6 separate regions of the Homo sapiens genome follow, and all the other regions are linked to region 4. Evidence: chromatin contacts called from ENCODE Hi-C or POLR2A ChIA-PET data. All regions are on one chromosome and are shown on one strand. The core of a region is the stretch at or near the end of the contact, and the rest is flanking DNA. Distances in the headings are between cores, read along the strand shown.

Region 1 (3,283 bases), core at 463-2,962, 1.3 Mb before region 4:
AGCATTTTGGGAGGCTGAGGTGGGAGGACTGCTTGAACTCAGGAGTTCGAGACCAGCCTGGGCAACATAGTGAAACCCCATGTGTACTAAAAATAAATTAAAAAAAAATTAGCCAGATGTGATGGCGTGTGCCTGTAGTACCAGCTACCTGGGAGGGTAAGGCAGGAGGATCACTTCAGCTCAGGAGTTCAAGGCTGCAGTGAGCCATGAACATGCCACTGCACTCCAGCCCAGCGATGAAGCGAGACCCTGTCTCAGCAAACAAAGAAACCAACAAACAAAAAATTGAAAGTATTGAGCCAGAAGTTAGTCTGTGGAAACATTTTCCAAAACATAGTTAACATGTGAATGAAACTTTATGAAAGTTTTTCTTTTTTTTTTTTTGGAGGTGGCATCTCACTCTGTTGCCCAGGCTGGCGTGCAGTGGCACGATCTTGGCTCACTGCAACCTCCGCCTCCCGAGTTCAAGTGATTCTCCTGCCTCAGCCTCCTGAGTAGCTGGGATTACAGGCGTCCGCTACTGCGCCCAGCTAATTTTTTATATTTTTAGTAGAGACAGGGTTTCACCAGGTGGTTCAGGCTGGTCTCGAACTCCTGACCTCGTGATTCCCAAAGTGCTGGGATTACAGGTGTGAGCCACCGCGCCTGGCCAGAAGTTTTTCTAGATTTCCAAAAGACTTCAATAACATCACCAATACTGATTTGTGAAGCTGAAACTTGTTCTAAATTATAATGAATTTTTAAAAAGTTCCATCAACCACGCTAGAGGAAAGATAACTTACTTTTCTCTTTGTAGACAAGGATATTGTGAAACATGCAGCTGAAAAAGTAGGAAACATCACAGAGGTGTGTCAGGCAGAAAATTAATAAAAACATTACGTTATCCTTTGGGATTTTGCAATGTTTGTGGTATTTGGCTCTTTTAAATATGTAATTTGTTATTATTTCATATTCTAAGTAAACTTTCATGTCAGTTTTTTTTTTTCTTTAAACTTTATTTTCCTTTCTTAAAGAGGTCCCTCCTCCCCCATCCCCGCGCTCAATTCCTTTAGCTGGATCCTTCCAGTTCATGACTGATCGGTTTAAAATATGGGTCGTTCAAAAGCCGTGTGAACCCGGGCTAGTGGCTATACCTCTCTGAGACTGTTTTCTTAGTGGTAAAATGGAAATCATAATAACTTTGCAGGGCTGTTATAAAGTTTAAATAAGCCAAGTCCTGCAAAATGCTTAGTGCAGGTTTGGAATGCACCAAGCGATGACAAATCTCAACCTGTCTTTATGCTGAGACCACTCCCCAGTTTCCGGAGCCGCGGCCACTATCTCCCCATGCGCATGCACACCCGGCTCTCCCTTCCAGGCCCTCCCCACCACGTGGGCGCGGCCTACCCTCCCGCAGGGGGTAATAGGTGGAGTCAAGGGGCTACTTCCGGGATTCTTTCCCTTCCACTCTGGGGAACAACCTTTTTGTATGACTGGCAGCATTATTAGCCAGTAGTGATTAGAGAAGAGCCCGACGTTAGGTGCCTCCCCCAACCCATTTGGGACAGCCTCTTCTTAGTTAGCCAATTGGAAGTTTTGGAGGGCGGGTTCTCCTCTGGGGGAGGGACAGAGTGATGGGCGTCTCTTTTGGCTAATGGAAACTTGGCTGCTGGTAAGCTGTGACCAATCAGAAGCGAGAACGCCGGATCCTGGGGCGGGGCTGGAGCTTCGTCAGTTGAACCGCTCGCGAGGAGGGTTGCTAGTGGAGAAGGTGAGAGGCCGCGGGAGTGGCGGTTGCGCGGGCCGTGGTGGAGGTCTTAGGTGGAGGGGAAGGGGCTTCTCTCGGGGGAGAGTGGGCTGCGGTGGGCAGCTGACCTGGCCTTGTAGGAATCGGGAGGGAGGGTGCCCTTTAACAAGGGTAGGCGCTTGATTGAGGGGTTGTGAGGCTGAGCGCAGCATGTGAGTTGGGGGTGATCTGTATATCGCAGGAGGGTCTTCAATGGGGAAAGTTGTAAAGCAGGAGACAGCAGATGGTAAAATATAGAGACGTCCTTGGAATGCAGCGTGGCGATTTAGTAGGAGGTTTTAAGGCAGAGGGTTATTACAGCGCACTATGCTTTACAAGCTTTGATTTGGGTGAAAGTCGTGGGAAGAAGCAATATTGAGGAAGGGAGGGAAGGAGACCTCCAGGGATGAGCATGTACTTTAAAGAGATGTGAAGCCCTATTATGCCTGTGGCGTTTGCTATGTGCTGTGCACCTGCCAAGTGTTTTAGGTGAATTAACTCTTAAACTTACTCTACTGATGGTTAAGAATGTGGGCTCTGGCGTCGGGTTGAATCCCGAATTTGAATCCTGGCTCTGCCACTGATCATTACTGTGGCTTTGGGCCAGTTGTTTAACCCTTCTGTGCCTCAGCTTCATCATCAGTAGAATGACATCATCTCTGTCTATACCATTGGCTAGCTTCACCCTCTTTATCTAATGAGAACTCCCACGTGTGTATTTCCAGCCTGGATCTCTGCCCTGAACTCCAGACTCATATCATGGCCGACTCTTCTCTCTTTGGAAGTTCATCTGACATTCAGACATAAACTTGTCCCAAACCAATCTTGCGATTTCTTCCTTTCAACCTCCAAACCCAGTTGATGGGACATTCATCCTGCCAGGTACTAAGATCAAGAAGCTTGGAGTGTTCTTTTTTTTTTTTTTTTGAGACAGAGTTTCGCTCTTGTAGCCCAGGCTGGAGTGCAATGGCGCGATCTTGGCTCACTGAAACCTCCACTTCCCAGATTCAAGGGAATTACAGGCGCCCGCCACCACACCCAGCTAATTGTTTGTATTTTTAGTAGAGAAGGGGTTTCACTATGTTGGCCAGGTTGGTCTTGAACTCGTGACCTCAGGTGATCCACCCGCCTCAGCCTCCCAAAGTGTTGGGATTACAGGCGTGAGCCACCGTGCCTGGCTAGCTTGGAGTCTTCTTCACTTCTCCCTTTTGTCTTACTTATATATGGTCTAGCAGATCGCATTAGCTCTGTCTTCAAAACACATCCAGAATCCAACCATGCCTCACCAGCTCCTTTGCTACCACTCTGGCCTCAGTTTGTCTCCTGCTCTTACCTGGTTTGTTGCAGTGGCCTTCCAGGTGGGCTCTCTGCCTCTCACTGTTAGGGGGATACTAGTAGAACAGAAGTCAGGTCAGGTTGTTTCTCCTTTCAAACCCTCTCCTGGCTCCCACATTACACTGCAAAAGTCTTCACCATATCCACGAGGCCCCAACCTATTGGGTTCCTCCTCCTCCCTCC
Region 2 (3,409 bases), core at 669-3,168, 1.3 Mb after region 4:
TGGCTGCCGCTGGTCTCAACCGCCCCAGCCCCTGAAGGAACACACTCAACATCTTCTGGCCTTTCCCGGGACACCATGGGATGCTGGTCATGGCGTGGGGCAGTACCTGAGTGTGAAGGCTGCGGGGCAGGCATTGGCAGGGAGACCTCAGCCAGCGGGAGAATGTAGACATCAGGCAGCGACTGTGAGGAGGAGGTCTCCTCCGCAGGGGGAGTGTACTCCCCGGAGCAGTCCTCCCCTTCAGGGTTCTCAAATTCCTGGGGCCAGGAGAGGAGAAGAGGGGTGGGAGAACGCAGGGCTGAGAGACACGCCATCGTCTTTCTCTTAAGTTTGTCTCCCCTTCATTTTTGTAACTGTCTCCCAGTCCCAGCCCAATTTCCATCCCCCATTTCCCCATCCCAAGGCTCCAGATCTTGCCATAGCTTCAAGCTGGAAGGTGCTCTCGGATTTACTGCCCCCTTCTCCCCACCAACCACCTGTGTAGGGGGTAAAGGCCTTGCTGGAGTCTTCCTCCCCAAGTTGAATCCCCTCATGCACCTCACCTTGAAGCCGACATCGCCCCGTTTGCAGCACAGACAGGTGAGGAGGAGGAAGATGAAGGCCAGCAGGCCGGAGCAGGAAATGAGGACCACAGCGTAGGGAGGAGCCAGAGGAGCCCGGCCCAGGGCGAATCCATCTGTGGGCACAGGGCTGGGCTGGGGTCCCAGCTTCAAGTCCCTGGATACCGGAATCATGCCCCCTCCCGTCCCGGCACGTCTTGGACTACAACTCCCGTGATGCTCTGCGACCAGGGTCCCTTGGCAGAGGTGCAGAGTGGCCCAAGGCATTGTGGGAGTTGTAGTTTGGGGCCTTCCCAAGTGGTTGGATTGGGGGTGGGGTCTCTCTTCTCGTCCCAAACTGGGACCCCCGCCACCTCATCCCACCCCATCCCCTCACCCCAGGCTTGGATGAATTCCAATGAGGGTTGAAGGAAAGAGGAGTGATAGTGAAGTCTGGAGCTTGCAGAATTTAAAATACGCTCCCGTGGACAGCCTCATTACCCCTCGTTGGGGAGGAGGACTAGCTCTCAGCTGCAGGCTGGGAGAAGATTCTTGCCCCATGCTGGAACCCCCCAGTTTGTGGGGTTGAGATCTGTCTCTTTTAGGGACGCTTGGCGCACACCGATGTTCTCTATCCCCAGCCCAAGACCCAGAGAAGGGAACTCCGCAAGCCCTGGGTCTCTCCAGAAGCCAGAGACAGCCTCCCGTGTTGTGTCCCCCTTAGAAATAGTATTCCTGTCCTCTGCCCCCAATTCTCCCAGAGGCCCTGTCCTTCCCCTTCTTCCTGCACACACCAGCACAAACACATGCGTGCACGCATACACACATGTTGCCCAAACGGAGCCCCCTCCCCACCCAGCCCCCAGCCTCCCTCCCACAGGCCCTGCTGACAGAGGCACCGTCCCCGCCGCTCCGGGCCCTGCTGGGCTGCGGGAAGACGCGCACCAGGTGACGGGGCAGGACCCGCAGACAGACCCCTGGGCAGACAGCGAGGCCGCCGCGGGGGTGGGGGCCACCGGACAGACTGATGGCCCGACAGACTCACCGGGGTGGGCCGGGGACGCCAGGCAGCCGGAGGCGGAGACGGCCGCAAGGAGGATGAGGGCGCCGGGGGCAGGCATCTTGTCGAGGATGGCAGGGAGGTGGAGGTGGTGGCGGCTGGGGAGGAGGGGGGGGCGGGCCCTCAGCCCCCAGCCATGGGGACCCGCGCGACCCTGGCCTCCTCCCGGCCCAGGAGAGGGGCAGGAGACGCAGGACAGGGGGAGGGAGGGGCTGCTTGCTGGCTCAGGTACCCCCCTCCCCCTCTTTGAAGGGACAGACGGATGAAGGGATGGAGAGGCGGACAGAGGAGAGATGCTGGGGAGCCGGGGTTGCTGGGGTGGGGGGGAGAGGGTAGGATGGGGGGGGCGAGAAAGAGGGCCCCGCCCCCGAGGGCAGCCAGGATTGGGGGAGCAGAGAGCCTGTCACAGGAAGGGTGGGAGGAGGGAGGATGGAGCGTCGTCATGGCAACTGGCTCCCCCGTAGCATTGGCTGCCAGGAGGGAGGGGAGGAAATGGGAGGGGGAGGGACAGACAGGGACCGGCACACACTTGCAGCGGGGGTGGGGGGGCAGGGCCCACGGGTGCCTGGCCCGGACACCGCTGTGACATGCCACCAGCATGGACACATGTGCTACACGCTAAGATGCAGATGTCAGGCACGCGCAGCCCACACACAGCTGACACACGTCGCAGGGACCCTCATAGACAAGCGCATCACATACAAAGGTGGACAGCCATCAGCAGACGGGGACACGTACACGTCACACACAAAGACGCAGGGACCGCACTGGAAACGCACAGGCAGGCCAGCTTCCAGCACAGATGCACCCGGCCACGCAGGAACGTCAAAGCATCACAAAGACCCACACATGCCCCGGACAAAGTAAAGCCCCAGATCCACAGACGCACACGCCACAGACAAAGATCCCCACGGACACCACTGTGACATGCTGACACTCATAGTCACAGCCACGCAGACAGTCCCTAGACAAATGGGCAACAAAGAATACCCACAGACACAAGTATCACATACATGCACGTCACACAGACATGCACAGACAGCAATTGCACAGACACACGCAGACACACACATCACATGAACTAACATAGACACGGACACAGCAGCTACACAGAGACAGGCACATCACATACATGAGTACACAGAAACATAATACATGCATGTATACGGACACGTAACATGCATCACTCACACGGACACAAGCTTCACTCACATGGATACACACAGACACACTACATACACATGCATGCGGGCACACACAACTCATACATACAGGGCTACATAAATCACATGCAAAAATACACATAAATACACCACACACTGATACATACAGACACATATAACATGCACATATACACAGTCACACATACATAAGCACAGACATAGGCACACAGATCAAATACACAGACACACAGAGTTGCACACATCACATACCTAAACAGACATGGACACACACATCACAAATACACACACCTTTCACACAAGGTTACAAAGACACAGAACCCCACCACAGTCACACATCACATACATAAACACACACTGGCACACATAACACATACAAAGAGTCACACACCCACAACACAGACACAGACACGCGCACAGACACACGGGTCGCAAATACCCACGTTTCCCGTGCGGTTACGCAGACATTACACAACCACAGCACTTGCCTCATACAAAAGATACATGATCATAGTTTATTTAATGTATTTATTCTTATGAGTATTTAGTCTGTGCCAGGTATCGTCCGCAGCGTTTTACACGTACAGAATTACCTCTCAATCCTCACAACCGCCCTCTGAGACAGGTAT
Region 3 (3,022 bases), core at 374-2,873, 1.4 Mb before region 4:
CACACCAGGGGTCTCAGCGGAGTACGGGCCGCCGGGTGCCACCCAGTGCCGTTGCTGCTGCTCCTCGGTGGTCATCTTCCCAGCCGCCTCGCCCTCCGGCTCGGGGGATGCCTTGCGACGGCGCGGCGTGGGCGCCAGGTTCCGGGATGGGGCTCGCGGGGGTGGGCCACAGAGAGCCGCAGGGGCCGGCTCTGGGTACTGCTGGGGCAGGGCCTCCGCGGGAGCTGGCTCGCGGAAGCTGCGGACGCCGTCGGTAAGCAGCTCGCCCAGCTGCCGCCATTCTCCTGATCCATGCCGGCGTTCATATTCGAGGTACTTGAAGCCCGAAGAAGCCAGTGCCTTGCCCGGCTCCCGCAGAGCATCGTGGAACATCTGGCGAGCCACTGCCAGGACGCCGGCGTACACATTGCCGGAACCACAGGGGTATTCGGTGAAGAGCTTCAGCTCGAACTCGTATCCTGGAGGACGGGCAGTAGCATCGAAGGCGAACACTCGCCCCACCAGCCCGTGATCCTTCTTGAAGCGCACATTGAACGGGGCGCAGGCGGACAGCGCCAGTAGCTGTTCCCGCACTGCTTTGGGGCGCCCGTGCCATTCCTCTGCCCGGCCTCGCATGGCCTCGTTCAGTTCTGCCAGACAGTCCGCATTCCTCTGCTGCTTCTCTTTCTCGAAATCGGAGCCGAAGAGGGGACGGGCAGGACTCAAGCCGGGTGCCAGCGTCAGGCCTCGGCTTCCCAGGCCAGACACTGCAGCTGCCAGCAGCCCAGGGGGCATCAAGCCAGGCATGGAGCCAAGCAAGGCCCTTCGCGCCCCCTCAGCCACGGCCTCCTCACGGCCCAGCCCATTGGCCAGGCGGGACCCCAGAGTGTACTCCAGGGCGGGCGAGGGCAGGGGGAGGCGGCCTGATGATGTGGCCCTGTCATAGCGGTCCTGGCCCGACACGCCGCCGCCGGTCCCTGACGGCTGGGGCTGGGCCTGCGGGGGCGGCAGCTGGGGCCCCTGTGCGGCTGCCGCCGCCAGGTCCTTGGTGGCCGGGTGCTTAAGGGCCGGGGGCCCGGGCGAGCGGCCCTCGGGGAGCACGTGGCTGCGCTTGAGCTGGCGGGCGGCATCGATGAGCAGTTCGATGCGGTCCGCGCCCTCGAAGTTCACGCAGCCGCGACACACGGCCTCGCTGAAGTCCCACACCATGGCCCACGGCATCTTGGGCAGGTCGCACAGGTAGCACCACTGGCGGCGGGACGCCTGCACAGACGCCATGGCCCCAGTCCGCGCGCCGCCCAGCTCCCGCGTTCCACCGGCCGCCGACGTGCGATCCGCGCCGCCAACGTTCGATCCGCGTCCCGGGGACAGCGCGAGCCACGGTCCGGCCTCCGGCTCGGCCTCCCCGCCGGATCCAGGCCCGGCCCCCCTTCCCCGCCCCCTGGGCCCTAAGCCTTTCTGCTCACTCCCGCCTCCCTCGCGAAGGCAGGCTGAGGCACGTCGGCGCCCCCGCCCGGTCCGGGCTCCGAGCCGAGGCGCACAGCTCGGGCCCCACGATGGGCCGCGAGCGCCGCCGCCTCGGGCTCCCGCCGCTCTCGCCGCCGCCGCTGCAACGGCCGCCGCCGCCTCCACCTCCTTCTTCTGCCCCAGAGGCCGCTTCGCAGGGAAAGTTACATAACACGCCTGCAAAGCCTTCTGGGAAACGTAGTCCCGCCGGGGCCGGCTCTTAAAGGGAACGGCGGGCAGACGCGGGCTGGGGGGGTTGTCGCCTCTGCCGGCGCAAACCTTACAACCTTCTCCGTGGGGCCGGAGTTCAGCGCGCCGCAAGATGCTGGGACACAAAGGTGGTAGGCGAGGATGCAATACAAATGATCAGAGCTACTCCGGATTCAGAAATTGTGGGGGTGGGTGGACAGGCTTCCGGGCTTCCAACTTCTGCTCGGATTTGCTGTGCAGCTTTAGGCAAAATGTCTTGCCCTCTCTGAACCTCAGTTTCCCCGCCCAGCAAAGGTGGGCCAATGACGGATTAGGAAAGTAGCAGCTTCTGGGGCGGGGCGGAGAAGCCCTGATTGGCTTCAGAGCAGGGACGGGAAGCTGGCAACTAGGTGGGGGTGGGGGTGGCCACCTGGCACTTCGTCCTCCCCCCGGAATCCTAGATATATGCTTCTGGGGCCCGCCACAGCCAGAGAAGGGAGAGGACTAAGGGCTTCCGAGCCAGAGCCTTGTCTCAGTTGTTTCTCTGCTAAAAGAGTGGGGCGACTGGCCGCCCTCTAACCCTGTCCCAGCTCTGCCCGCGCGCTCTGGTCTCTAAAGGGTTACACCATCGGGGGCTCGGCGTCCCCCACCCGCTTCACTACAATTCCCAAAATGCACTGCGGGTCGGACATAGTGACGCACTTCCGCCCTCTGGGAGGTTTGGGGAGGCCTTCCAGATTCACGCTACTTTCCCGGCTACCCCCCGCCCCCCCACTTTTCTGGGGGCTCTTTACGTGCATTCGGAGCGTGGCGTTTGGGGGACCCTTATCTTCTGTTGCTCCCCAGTTTGAGGGAAGAGTAAGGGGTTAAGAAGTGACGGGCAAGAGGAGGGAGTTGCTGGGGAAGGGCAAACACCAGACCAACCTTTCCCCAACCTTGAGCGCTCACTACCTGGAAGGCCCAATCAGGCTGTGAGGACCCTTCTTCTTTCCCAGGCATTGGGAACTGGACGAGGCTGTCTTTGGGGAAGGGCGGAGGCGGGTCTCCAGGTTCCAACCCACAACAGCCCCTTTCTCTAGGCCTGGGTCCGTGTTAGGTGCTCAAAAATATTTGAATGACGTACCAGTTGGCCCTGGTTTTGTCTAGTGAGGGGCTGCTTGTCCCTTCTCCTCCCGTCCCACTGGAACCGCAGCAGCTCTGATTCTGTTACCCAGACCTCACAATTTTAAAATGGTTTCACAATTTTGTCTACTACCTGTATTTGAACACTTTTCTCCCTTAAAAAAAAGATTTATCAGGCTGAAGTGGGAGGATTGCTTGAGCCTGGAGATAACAGGCTACAGTGAAC
Region 4 (3,294 bases), core at 315-2,814:
ATTTTGTATTTTTAGTAAAGACGGGGTTTCACCATGTTAGCCAGGCTGGTCTCGAACTCCTGACCTTGTGATCCACCTGCCTCGGCCTCCCAAAGTGCTGGGATTACAGGCATGAGCCACTGCGCCTGGCCAGTTATTTATTTTTTTGAGACGTAGTCTTGCTCTGTCGCCCAGGCTGGAGTGCAATGGCACGATCTCAGCTCACTGCAACCTCTGCCTCCCGGGTTTAAGCGATTCTCCTGCTTCAGCCTGTAGCTGGGATTACAGGTGTTACAGGTGCCCGCCACCATGCCTGGCTAATTTTTGTATTTTTTAGTAGAGACAGGGTTTCACCACGTTGGTCAGGCTGGTCTCAAACTCCTGACCTCGGGTGATCCACCCGCCTCGGACTCCCAAAGTGCTGGGATTACAGGCGTGAGCCACGGCGCCCGGCCTATTTTATTTTGAGACGGAGTCTCTCGTTCTGTCGCCCAGGCTGCAGTGCAGTGGTGCAATCTCGGCTTACTGCAACCTCTGCCTCCCGGGTTCAAGCGATGCTCCTGCCTCAGCCTCCCAAGTAGCTGGGATTACAGGCGCCCGCCACCATGCCTGGCTAATTTTTGTATATGTATATTTTTTGAGACGGAGTCTCCCTGTGTCGCCCAGGCTAGAGTGCAGTGGAGCGATCTCGGCTCACTGCAAGCTCCGCCCCCGGGGTTCACGCCATTCTCCTGGCTCAGTCTCCGGAGTAGCTCGGACTACAGGCGCCCGCCACCACGCCGGGCTGATTTTTTTTGTATTTTTAGTAGAGACGGGGTTTCACCATGTTGGCAAGGATGGTCTCGAATTCCTGGCCTCAAGTGATCCGCCCTCCTCGGCCTCCCAAAGTGCTGGGATTACAAGCGTGAGCCACTGCGCCCAGCATTTTATTTTATTTTCGAGAAGGGGTCTGCTCTGTCGTCTAGGCTGCAGTGCGGTGGCATGATCTCGGCTCACTGCAACCTCTGCCTCCCCGGTTCAAGCGATTCTCCTGCTTCAGCCTCCCGAGTTGCTGGGATTACAGGCGCGCGCCACCACAACCGGCTAATTTTTTTTGTAGAGACGGGATTTCACAATGTTGGCCAGACTGATCTCGAACTTCTGACCTCAGGTGATCCGCCCGCCTCGGCCTCCCAAGGTGCTGGGATTACAAGTGTGAGCCACCGCCCACGGCCGGTAGAACATCTGAAGCTTCTAAAGCGAACTCTAAGGTTTCATTGGCACGAGGGGGCTCGAACCACGCCAGGCTTCCAGGCGTCAGTGCCCAGTGCTTGGCATCTACTGATAGAAACCAGGAATGAGGGGCTGGAGGCGGAAACAGCTTGAAGAAAGAGGTAGAGGCCAGGGAGTGAGGACGGTGTCTCCTTTTCCTGGAAGTTGGTAATTCAGGCAGAAGGAAGTTGGATGAGCTTGCGGAACACCCGGGGGGCCAGTCGGCCCCGCTCCCGCATCCATCGCGGAGGCGCGGCCCCTTTAAGGCTCCCGGAAACGGTCCCACAGGACCGGAAGTGACCCTCTTTATTTCCCTTCCTCACGTGGTGCAGGCAGGAAGTGACGCGCCTGGCCCGGGAGCTGCGGTCGCAGAGGCCGACGGAGCCGGAGTCGCGGACGCCGCGGGGTCTCCGGGACAGGTGACCTGGGGGAGGGGGCCGGGAGCGCGCCCAGAGAAGGCGGGGCCTGAAGCCCCACGTGGCGGGGAGTGCGAACAGGCCCGGGCGGGGTCGGAGTTCTCTGCGGGGGGCGGGGACAGGACGCCCACATGGGAAGCTGGAGGGGCGCTGGCGGGGCGGGCCGTTGGGTGGGTGGGCAGGGTCGGGGCGGGGCGTGGCCAGAGCCTGGGCCGGCGGCTGTGGGCGGGACCTAAAAGTTGTGGCTGGACTGTGGGCGGGGCCATAGTGTTGCTTGTTCAGCTGTGTGGCGGGGCTCGGACGCCGGGCGGAAGCTCTGTGGGCGGGGCCAGAAAGTTTTGCCTTACTGGAAGTGGGTCCAGATTCTTGGCCGGGACGTTGGGGGCGGACCCAGAGGCTGACGCAATGGCGGGGGCGGGGCCACAATGTAGTGGGGGAGCCAGGGGGCGGGGCCAGGGTGCTGGCGGGGAATGCTGGGGGTGGAGCCAGAAAGTTTCGTCTGAGCCACGGGCGCGGCCAGAGCGTTGGCCGGGAGGCGGGGAAGCGGGGAGTTGAGCCAGAACCCTGGGGAAGCCATGGGCGGGGCCAGATGCTGACGCAACGAGGTGTGGGAGGGAGTCAGGGGGCGTGTCCAGGAGGTTGGCCAGGCCAATCGGAGGCGGGGCCAGAGGGTTGACTGGGCAGGCCGGGGGCGGGGCTGGAATAATAATAAGAGATGGTAGGGGCGGGTGTAGGCTGTTGCCTGCGAGCCAGGAGGCGGGGAAAGAGCGTGGCTGGGAAAGTCGGGAGCGGGGCCACATTAATGGCCCATGGGTGGGGGCGGGGCCAGAAGTCTGGCGGGAAAGGCGGGGCCAGAAAGTTTTTTCCCGAGCCGTGGGCGGGGCCAGAGCGGTTTCCAGGATGTCGGGGACGTGGCCCTGGCATTCCCAGCCGGATTGAGGCTGGAGCTTTGCACAGAAAATCTGGGGCGGGCCTGGGTAGTTTTGTCCTTGTTGGGGCGGGTGGAGTATTCAGTGGGGCAAAACGCCAGTTCCAGGAAGCCTCGCCAGTGAGTTCTGGGCCTGTGTACAGAATCCTTTCGGGGGAGGCGGGAGGCTGTCGACCTTCCGTAGGGCGCTGGAGACGGGACTAGGACGTCCCTGAGGAAGGCGCGGGCTTGGAATGTTCTCTGAGAGCTTGGGCAGCCAATAAGAGTGGGGTTCGGACTTTCTTTGAGCGTGGGATTGGGAATGTTTCTGAACCTTACCTGGTGGAGCTAGAATATTCGCCTGGATATGAGAGGCACCAGGATGAGCACAGGGAGGTGGGTCTGGAACTTTCTTTTGCAGGCTGGTTGGAGGGGTTGTAGTTGGAACTCTCTTGAGATAGGGAACCCGGGCTAACACTCATACCACAGGGTGTGGCGGCTGGCCTAGAATCAGCCTTTGGAGGAGAGCAGTGTTGGATACTTAAGCAGTGGGTGGGGGCCAGAACATCCCCAAGGTGGGTTTGACTAGATCGTTTACATGGGAACTGGGTGAGTCCACAAAGATCATGAAAGGGCTGAGTCTGAATTTCTATGGAGAAGATGGAGGTGGCAGTTGAAAGGAGGGAGAGTGAGGGCTACAATTCTCTTGGGGTACAGGGTTTTTTGTGTATGGCTGTGAGG
Region 5 (3,209 bases), core at 635-3,134, 1.2 Mb after region 4:
TGGGCAGAGGAGGGGGCAGGGCCGAGGATATGGTACCTGCGGGCCGGGCGTCGGGGGCCCGGGCGGGTGGCCCCGGGGTCTCCAGCGCAGGCGAGACGGAGAAGCGGGAGAAGCACAGCGGGGGGCCTGGAGGGGGGAGGAGGGGGAAATCCTCCGCCCACTCGAAACTGCCTCCTGCGGCAGAAGGAAAGACCGCGGTCAGGCTGCAGACACCTGCGGCACTCCCGCCCTCTGGTCCCGCCCCTCCCGACCAAGCCCCTCCCACCCCATAGACCCCGCCCCGTCCGCCCCATGGCTCCCGCCCCCTCCCGCCCCATAGGGCCCGTCCTCACCAAAGCCGCTGTCGTTGCTGGGAAACCCATCTCCGGGGGTGGCGGGGTGGGGAGGTGTCGGGGGCGCTGGAGGCGTTGACGGGTCCGTGTCCCCCTCGGGGGGGGCCTGGACGCTCAGCTCGTTGGTTGGCGTCTCCTGTGAAGGCAGATTAGGGGGAAGCCAGAGGGGACAAACCTTCACGTCCCATTTACCGCATCCCCCAAAAGCAACAAAACCGGCTAATATTTCTGGGGCTCTAGGAATCCCAATTTGTAATCACTGACTCGCACGCTCTGGAGAGGTGGCTGGAGCCCCTAATCTGGCTTCGAAGCCTTGGGCCAGCCTTAACCTCAACCTGGCCAGAGGCTCCTTTCCTGACAGCGGAGCCCCGCGCACAGCTAAGTAGCCCAACGCAGGGATTCTCTCCTGGCTCATTAACGTGAGGCCTCCACCGGATCCCCTAACCCAAAGCGATCTCCATAAGCCCCACCCCGTCCACGTCAGTCCCACCCACCTCTGAGATCTTGACCTGCTCCAGTGGCCCTCCCAACCCCTGCCCCATCCTGAGCGCATGCCGTGCTGGATGCTGTGACCCTGCCCCTGAGCCCTCCCTCAGAAGTAGACCTGCTCCCGCCCTCCAAGTCCCACCCCTCTGAAAACATTTCAGTGGCCCAGGCCCCAGTTCTTGGCCTTGTTTCCATTCCTTTCATAATCTCAGCCCAGTATGCCCGCCCCAGGTTCATCTAGACAAGGTCCCAGTTCCTCAGCACCACTCGCCCTCCCTTTTTCTCTTCAACACCATATCCTGTGTTTTTCTTTTTGTTTTAGACAGAGTCTCACTGTCGCCCAGGCTGGAGAGCAGTGTTGTGATCATGGCTCAATGCAGCCTCAACCTCCTGGGCTCAAGCGATCCTCCCACCTGAGCCTCCTAAGTAGCTGGGACTACAGATGCGCACCACCACACCAAGATAATTTTTTTCTTTTTAAGAGACGAGGTCTCGCCATTTTGGCTAGGCTGGTCTCGAACTCTTGACCTCAAGTGATCCTCCCGCCTCGGCCTCCCAAAGTGCTGGGATTACAGGCGTGAGCCACCCGGGACAGGCCTAACTCTTAACACATTCCTCAACCCATCTCTCTAAAGACCCGTCCCAGTCGTTAGGTTCGCTCATCCCTGACCTCACCCCAGAATACGTTAAGACTGCCTGCTCCATCTCTGAAGCCCACCTGCAGCCTAGCCATGGCCCTTCCCTAGTGGGTAAGATCTGCTCCAACCCGAACCAGCCTACAGACACTAGAACTCTAGTCAACAAACCATGCCCAAACTCTCACTAGGCCCCTTCACCATCCAGGCCTCTTCTCAACACTTCCTCCCTAGCCTCTCCAGGATCCCATACTTGACTACCCAGTACCCCCTCTTTCCTTCCAGACCCACACTCTCTCTCCAGACCTCTCCTCGCCCTCTAGACCACGCCCCCGTCACAAGCCCTGCCCTCACCCTAGGTCCCGCCCCAGCTCTAGGCTCGGCCCATACTCCTGGCCCTGCCCCATTGCCAGGCCCTGCCCTCACACTCAAAGCCTCCTCCCATCTTCCTAGTCCCGCCCCATTTCCCTGACCAGTCTCTCCCCAGACCCCGCCTTCACCCCTCAGGCCCTTCCCGCGCCCTGCTCCATCCGCCCCGCCCTAGGCTCCGCCCCCATTCCAGCCTTGGATTTTCTCCAGGCCTCCTCTTGCCGCGCCACAGACTTGGCCTCCCTCAGGCCCGGATCCAGACTCTGTCCCGATCCTAGGCGCGGTCTCCTTCCAGGCCCCGCCCCCGCTCTAGGCTCAGCCTGCCTTCAAACCCTGCTGTAGACCCCGCCCCACCCTAAGCTCAGCCTTCGTCTAGGCCCCGCCCCAGGCCCTGCACCTCTAGGCTCGACCTCCCTCCAGGCCCCGCCCTGGGCTCCGCCCCCCAGCCCGCCCTCTCCCTGGGCCCCGCCCCACTCTAGCTCGGCCCCGCCCCAGGCCCCGCCCCACTCTAGATTGGGGCTCCCCTTAGGTCCCACCCCAATTCAGCTTGCCCTCCCTCCAGGCCCCGCATCACTCCAGCTCGGCCTCCCTTCAGGCCACGCCCCACTCTAACTCGGCCTCCCTCCAGGCCCCGCCCCACCCTAGCTCGGCCTCCCTTCAGGCCCCGCCCCACTCCAGCTCCGCCTCCCTCCAGGCCCCGCCCAACTCTAAGCTCGGCCTCCCGCCAGGCCCTTCCCGGCTCTAGGCTCCTGCTCCCTCCAGGCCGCGACCCCGAAACCGCGCCCTCTCGGGTTCCGCACCTGGTCGAAGAGGTAGACGGTCACGTCCCCGTGGAAGGAGACCATCTTGCGCTTCCTCTCCAGCTCGCTGTCCTCTGGCTCGTCGGCCCCGCGCGGAGACTTGAGCAGCCCCCGCAGCGGGCGGGCCGCGTCCGCGTCGGCGCTGCTCACCACGACGGGCACCGGGGCTGCTCGCGCCCTCCCGGGGCCCCGCGGCCCCGCCGCCGCGCCCGGCGCCGCCGCCTCCTCGTCCTCCTCCTCGTCCTCGTCCTCGTCCTCCCCGTCCTCCTCCGCCGGCCCCGGCGCTCCCGCCCCGCCGGCCTCCCCGCCAGCCGCCCCGGCGTCCGCGCCCTCCCACGGGGGCCGCCGCGGGCCCGGCCCCGGGAATGGCGTGAGCGTGAGCGGCGGCAGCGCCAGCGAGAGCCGGGAGAGCCTGGCTGCGAGGGGAGAGACCTGGTGAGCCCCTGTCCCGGTGAAACTGAGGCAGGCCCTCCCACCTAGCTGTGTGGCCTCAGATAAGACCCCCGCACAATCTGGGCCTCAGCACCCACTTTGTGAACGGAAGGGCTGCACCAGGGCTTCTCCAGGCAGGGTGGGAAAGGTCCTCT
Region 6 (3,127 bases), core at 271-2,770, 1.2 Mb after region 4:
ATGGCGAAACCCCGTCTCTACTAAAAATACAAAAATTAGCCGGGCATGGTGGTGGGCGCCTATAATCCCAGCTCCTTGGGAGGCTGAGGTAGGAGTATCGCGTCAACCTTGTGGGTGGAGGTTGCAGTGAGCTGAGATCATGCCAGTTCATTCCAGACTGGGCAAAAGAGCAAAACTCTGTCTCAAAAAAAAAAAAAAAAAAAAAAAGGGCAAGAGTATGAGAGGACAAGGGGGACCGTGACGTGAGGGGAGCCAGAGAGGAAAAAAGGCCTCTGAGATGGGAGAAGGAATCAGAGAGGTGGGAGGATGCTGAGGAAAGGGGAGTTGTCTTAGCAGGAGGATGCTTGGGGAAGGGAGGAGTCTTAGGAGGATGCTAAGCTAAAGGAAGGAGTTTGGAGAAATGAGGGAGGAGTCTGAGCGGCAGAAGGTGCCAGGAAGGCCGAGCCTGTGCTTTCACTAAATTTCACCTTCCCCTGTTCCATTCCCCATGACCGATACCAAATAGCATAGCATTTAGAAAAAAGTAAATCTTGGCCAGGCGCGGTGGCTCACGCCTGTAACCCCAGCACTTTGGAGGGCCAAGGTGGGCGGATCATGAGGTCAGGAGTTCGAGACCAGCTTGGCCAACATGGTGAAACGCCCGTCTCTATTAAAAATACAAAAAATAGCCAGGCATGCACCATCATGGTGCAACCCTGTAATCCCAGCTACTCGGGAGGCTGAGGCAGGAGAATTGCTTGAACCCGGGAGGCGGAGGTTGCAGTGAACCGAGATCGCGCAACTGCACTCCAGCTTGGGCGACAGAGCAAGACTCTGTCTCAAAAAAAAAAAAAAAAGAAAAAACGAAGAAGTCTTTTGTTTCACCACTCCACGACTCCGAAGAGGCTGAGGGGGATGGGGAGGGCATAGATGGTGATAAAGAAGGAGTTCGGCGGTAAGAAGGGGCTGAGAGGAGGGGAAATACGCGGAGAAGAAATGCAAAAGAAAAGGAGGCCTAAAGCCGCTCCCGGTTGCATGGCAACCTTTGCGGTCAGAAGCCAGCATGGCCTGCTAGGAGGTGTGGCTTACGGAAACAAGCCAGTTCTAGCCCCGCCTCCTAGCAACAAGACTAACAAAGTACCGCCCCCTAGCAACGTATTATCGGAGGCGGGGCTCGGTTTACCTAGACTCCAAGTGTCCAGGGCCTTTGAGCAGGCGCAGAGGTGGCTGTACCGCGTGGCTCCGCCTCCGCGCGACACTTTTCCGGGGCTTCTCATTGGAGAGCAAGCCTGTCAAGTGCTTTCTGTTGTTTCGGAGGCGGGGCCTGCTGCCCTGCCTGCACTCCGATTGGCCCCGCGGGCCGTCTACCTCTGGCCGGACATACCTACACCGGCTTTTTGTACGACTGTTGGCCCTGGAGAACGATCCTTTGGTGGCGAGGGCGGGGAGGACGAAAGCGCCCACTGTGGATTGGACAGTGTCAAAAAGAGGGGCGGTCCCTACTGAAGGGGCGGTTGGGCGACGAAGGGAAGAGTCTTTTCAGCGCTGAGGACTGGCGCTGAGGAGGCGGCGGTGGCTCCCGGGGCGTTTGAGCGGGCTCACCCGAGCCCGCGGGCCAACGCGGATCCAGGCCCGACTGGCGGGACCGCCCCGGATTCCCCGCGGGCCTTCCTAGCCGCCATGGAGGACGGCGTCTATGGTAGGTCGGGGAGGGGCGGGGTCGGCTGGGAGTTGCTGGAGCGTTTTCTCCTGAACGTTCCGCCGCGAACGTTTCCCCCTGGCGCGCGGCGCCCAGAAGCGTTCGGCTCAGTCGTAGACTTGTCGCGCCGCTTTTGTTGGGCGCTGGACGGGCTTCCGGCGGGGCCCGAAAGCCGGGCGTTCCAGGCCATTGTTTGGGCTGAGCCTGTTTCCGGTGGCGGCGGGAGGGGCGGGATGGAGTGGTGGAGGCGAGGCCGGGGCGGAACCATTCCCGCTGGAGGGGCGGGCGAGCCCAGCGCCTGCCGGGGCCGGGGAGGGGCGCTTGGGTTGCGGGGAGGGGAGAAATCTTGGGGGGCGGGGGCCTTCGATGTCCCGCCCCACCTTCCCAACTCTCCTGAGCTGTCATCAGTTCCCCCGGCTGTAGTGACTTTTCATGGACCCAGTAGTCCGGATAACCAGGTCCCCAGCTACCTCGCCAGTAATGGAGTCAGAAAACCAAGGCCTCAGTCCCCTTCCAAGTAATGGACCTAGAAGCCGAGGCCCCCAGCCCTTTCTTCCCTCAGATCTAAGAGCTCAGGCACCCATTCCCCTTCTCCCTCAGACTCAGGAATCCGGGCCCCAATTCCCCTTGTCCCCCAGGACTCAAGAGTTTAGAGCCCCAGCTCTTTCTCCTCTGCAGGGAGGAATCCAGGCCCCCAGCCCATTCTTCTGTGCAGACATAGGAAGCCCCTTACACATCCTCTCCCAGCTCTGTCCGCCCCCAGATTGCAGGAATTCAGGCTCACGGCCCCTAGCACTGACTTTTAAACCTTGACCCCGATCCCTAGAACCCCCAGACCTGACTCCGGAGGAGCGGATGGAGCTGGAGAACATCCGGCGGCGGAAGCAGGAGCTGCTGGTGGAGATTCAGCGCCTGCGGGAGGAGCTCAGTGAAGCCATGAGCGAGGTGGAGGGGCTGGAGGCCAATGAGGGCAGGTGAGGGCTGGGGCGGATGACCTAGGGGGCGTGGGGTTGGCTGAGGCCAGGGATGCCCAGGCATTGACCCTCCACCCCCAACCCTGCTCTCTGCTCCTGCAGTAAGACCTTGCAACGGAACCGGAAGATGGCAATGGGCAGGAAGAAGTTCAACATGGACCCCAAGAAGGTGCTTGGGGCCACAGGACTGGGATCAGCTGGGCAAACATCCAGGCAGGGGCTTCTGGCACCTCCGGGTTCCAGAAGCGTGATGGTGCCGGGTCTATTCTAGGTGGACAGACTTGGTCCTAATCCCTGGATTCAGATACTGGCTGTCCATTTGTTTTCTGAACACTGAACACTGACCAAGTGTTCCAGCCCTCCTGACTGTTTTGTCCCCTGCCTGGAAGGTCGTCTTCCACTTTCTACTTGTATGGGCGCATTTCTGGTCCCAAGATGAGCTCGAGTCTTGTAGGGGCTGTGGACAAAGTGACAT

What was found. Hi-C counts contacts between places; a loop is a spot of excess contacts on that map. ChIA-PET counts read pairs that join two places held with the same protein, here RNA polymerase II (POLR2A). Pooled maps may share reads with other maps.
Region 1: a loop to region 4 is called in a map of CD8-positive, alpha-beta T cell, with 6 times the contacts of the local background. The contact joins the promoter of CCDC61 here to the promoter of CCDC9 in region 4. A Hi-C loop is called at or near these places in 2 of 168 maps with a recorded cell type or tissue (CD8-positive, alpha-beta T cell and naive thymus-derived CD4-positive, alpha-beta T cell), 1 of 37 single-sample maps with no recorded cell type and 8 of 50 pooled maps. POLR2A ChIA-PET finds 5 or more read pairs at or near these places in 2 of 52 experiments (AG04450 and GM12878).
Region 2: a loop to region 4 is called in a map with no recorded cell type, with 5 times the contacts of the local background. The contact joins the promoter of LMTK3 here to the promoter of CCDC9 in region 4. A Hi-C loop is called at or near these places in 1 of 37 single-sample maps with no recorded cell type and 2 of 50 pooled maps. POLR2A ChIA-PET finds 5 or more read pairs at or near these places in 1 of 52 experiments (CD8-positive, alpha-beta memory T cell).
Region 3: a map of gastrocnemius medialis shows a loop between it and region 4 (38-fold over the local background). The contact joins the promoter of IRF2BP1 here to the promoter of CCDC9 in region 4. A Hi-C loop is called at or near these places in 1 of 168 maps with a recorded cell type or tissue (gastrocnemius medialis) and 10 of 50 pooled maps. POLR2A ChIA-PET finds 5 or more read pairs at or near these places in 1 of 52 experiments (T-cell).
Region 5: a loop to region 4 is called in a map with no recorded cell type, with 11 times the contacts of the local background. The contact joins the enhancer-like site here to the promoter of CCDC9 in region 4. A Hi-C loop is called at or near these places in 2 of 37 single-sample maps with no recorded cell type and 6 of 50 pooled maps. POLR2A ChIA-PET finds 5 or more read pairs at or near these places in 1 of 52 experiments (BJ).
Region 6: a loop to region 4 is called in a pooled map, with 13 times the contacts of the local background. The contact joins the promoter of CYTH2 here to the promoter of CCDC9 in region 4. A Hi-C loop is called at or near these places in 1 of 37 single-sample maps with no recorded cell type and 5 of 50 pooled maps. POLR2A ChIA-PET finds 5 or more read pairs at or near these places in 1 of 52 experiments (B cell).

The regions. Positions count from the first base shown.
Region 1 is chr19:45,993,755-45,997,037 of GRCh38, forward strand. CCDC61 (coiled-coil domain containing 61) reads left to right here and starts at 1,713. Exons shown (of 14, transcript NM_001267723.2): 1 at 1,713-1,750. RefSeq lists enhancers at 1,071-1,260, 1,651-1,830.
Region 2 is chr19:48,509,917-48,513,325 of GRCh38, forward strand. LMTK3 (lemur tyrosine kinase 3) reads right to left here and starts at 1,919. Exons shown (of 15, transcript NM_001388485.1): 1 at 1,585-1,919; 2 at 543-676; 3 at 107-257. The coding sequence starts at 1,660.
Region 3 is chr19:45,884,518-45,887,539 of GRCh38, forward strand. IRF2BP1 (interferon regulatory factor 2 binding protein 1) reads right to left here and starts at 1,624. Exons shown (of 1, transcript NM_015649.3): 1 at 1-1,624. The coding sequence starts at 1,257. RefSeq lists silencers at 879-1,118, 1,159-1,638 and enhancers at 1,799-1,948, 2,099-2,338, 2,399-2,448.
Region 4 is chr19:47,254,961-47,258,254 of GRCh38, forward strand. It overlaps CCDC9 (coiled-coil domain containing 9), which reads left to right and starts at 1,565. Exons shown (of 12, transcript NM_015603.3): 1 at 1,565-1,649. RefSeq lists an enhancer at 914-1,823 and silencers at 1,714-1,823, 2,034-2,273, 2,314-2,363.
Region 5 is chr19:48,491,072-48,494,280 of GRCh38, forward strand. It overlaps LMTK3 (lemur tyrosine kinase 3), which reads right to left. Exons shown (of 15, transcript NM_001388485.1): 12 at 2,623-3,038; 13 at 333-468; 14 at 37-174. Among named protein-coding and RNA genes, the nearest start is that of LMTK3, 19 kb to the right of the region's middle. RefSeq lists silencers at 1-163, 1,883-2,092, 2,092-2,283, 2,113-2,592, 2,783-2,832 and 1 more and an enhancer at 2,845-3,209. Within about 2 kb of position 1,885, at least 26 of the 41 ENCODE cell types and tissues checked have a DNase peak (open chromatin) inside an H3K27ac peak, as active enhancers do.
Region 6 is chr19:48,467,849-48,470,975 of GRCh38, forward strand. It overlaps CYTH2 (cytohesin 2), which reads left to right and starts at 1,521. Exons shown (of 12, transcript NM_004228.7): 1 at 1,521-1,678; 2 at 2,505-2,652; 3 at 2,755-2,821. The coding sequence starts at 1,660. LOC105372430 (a long non-coding RNA gene) reads right to left here and starts at 1,685. Exons shown (of 3, transcript NR_186576.1): 1 at 1,163-1,685. RefSeq lists enhancers at 622-1,122, 827-986, 1,180-2,173 and a silencer at 1,537-1,726.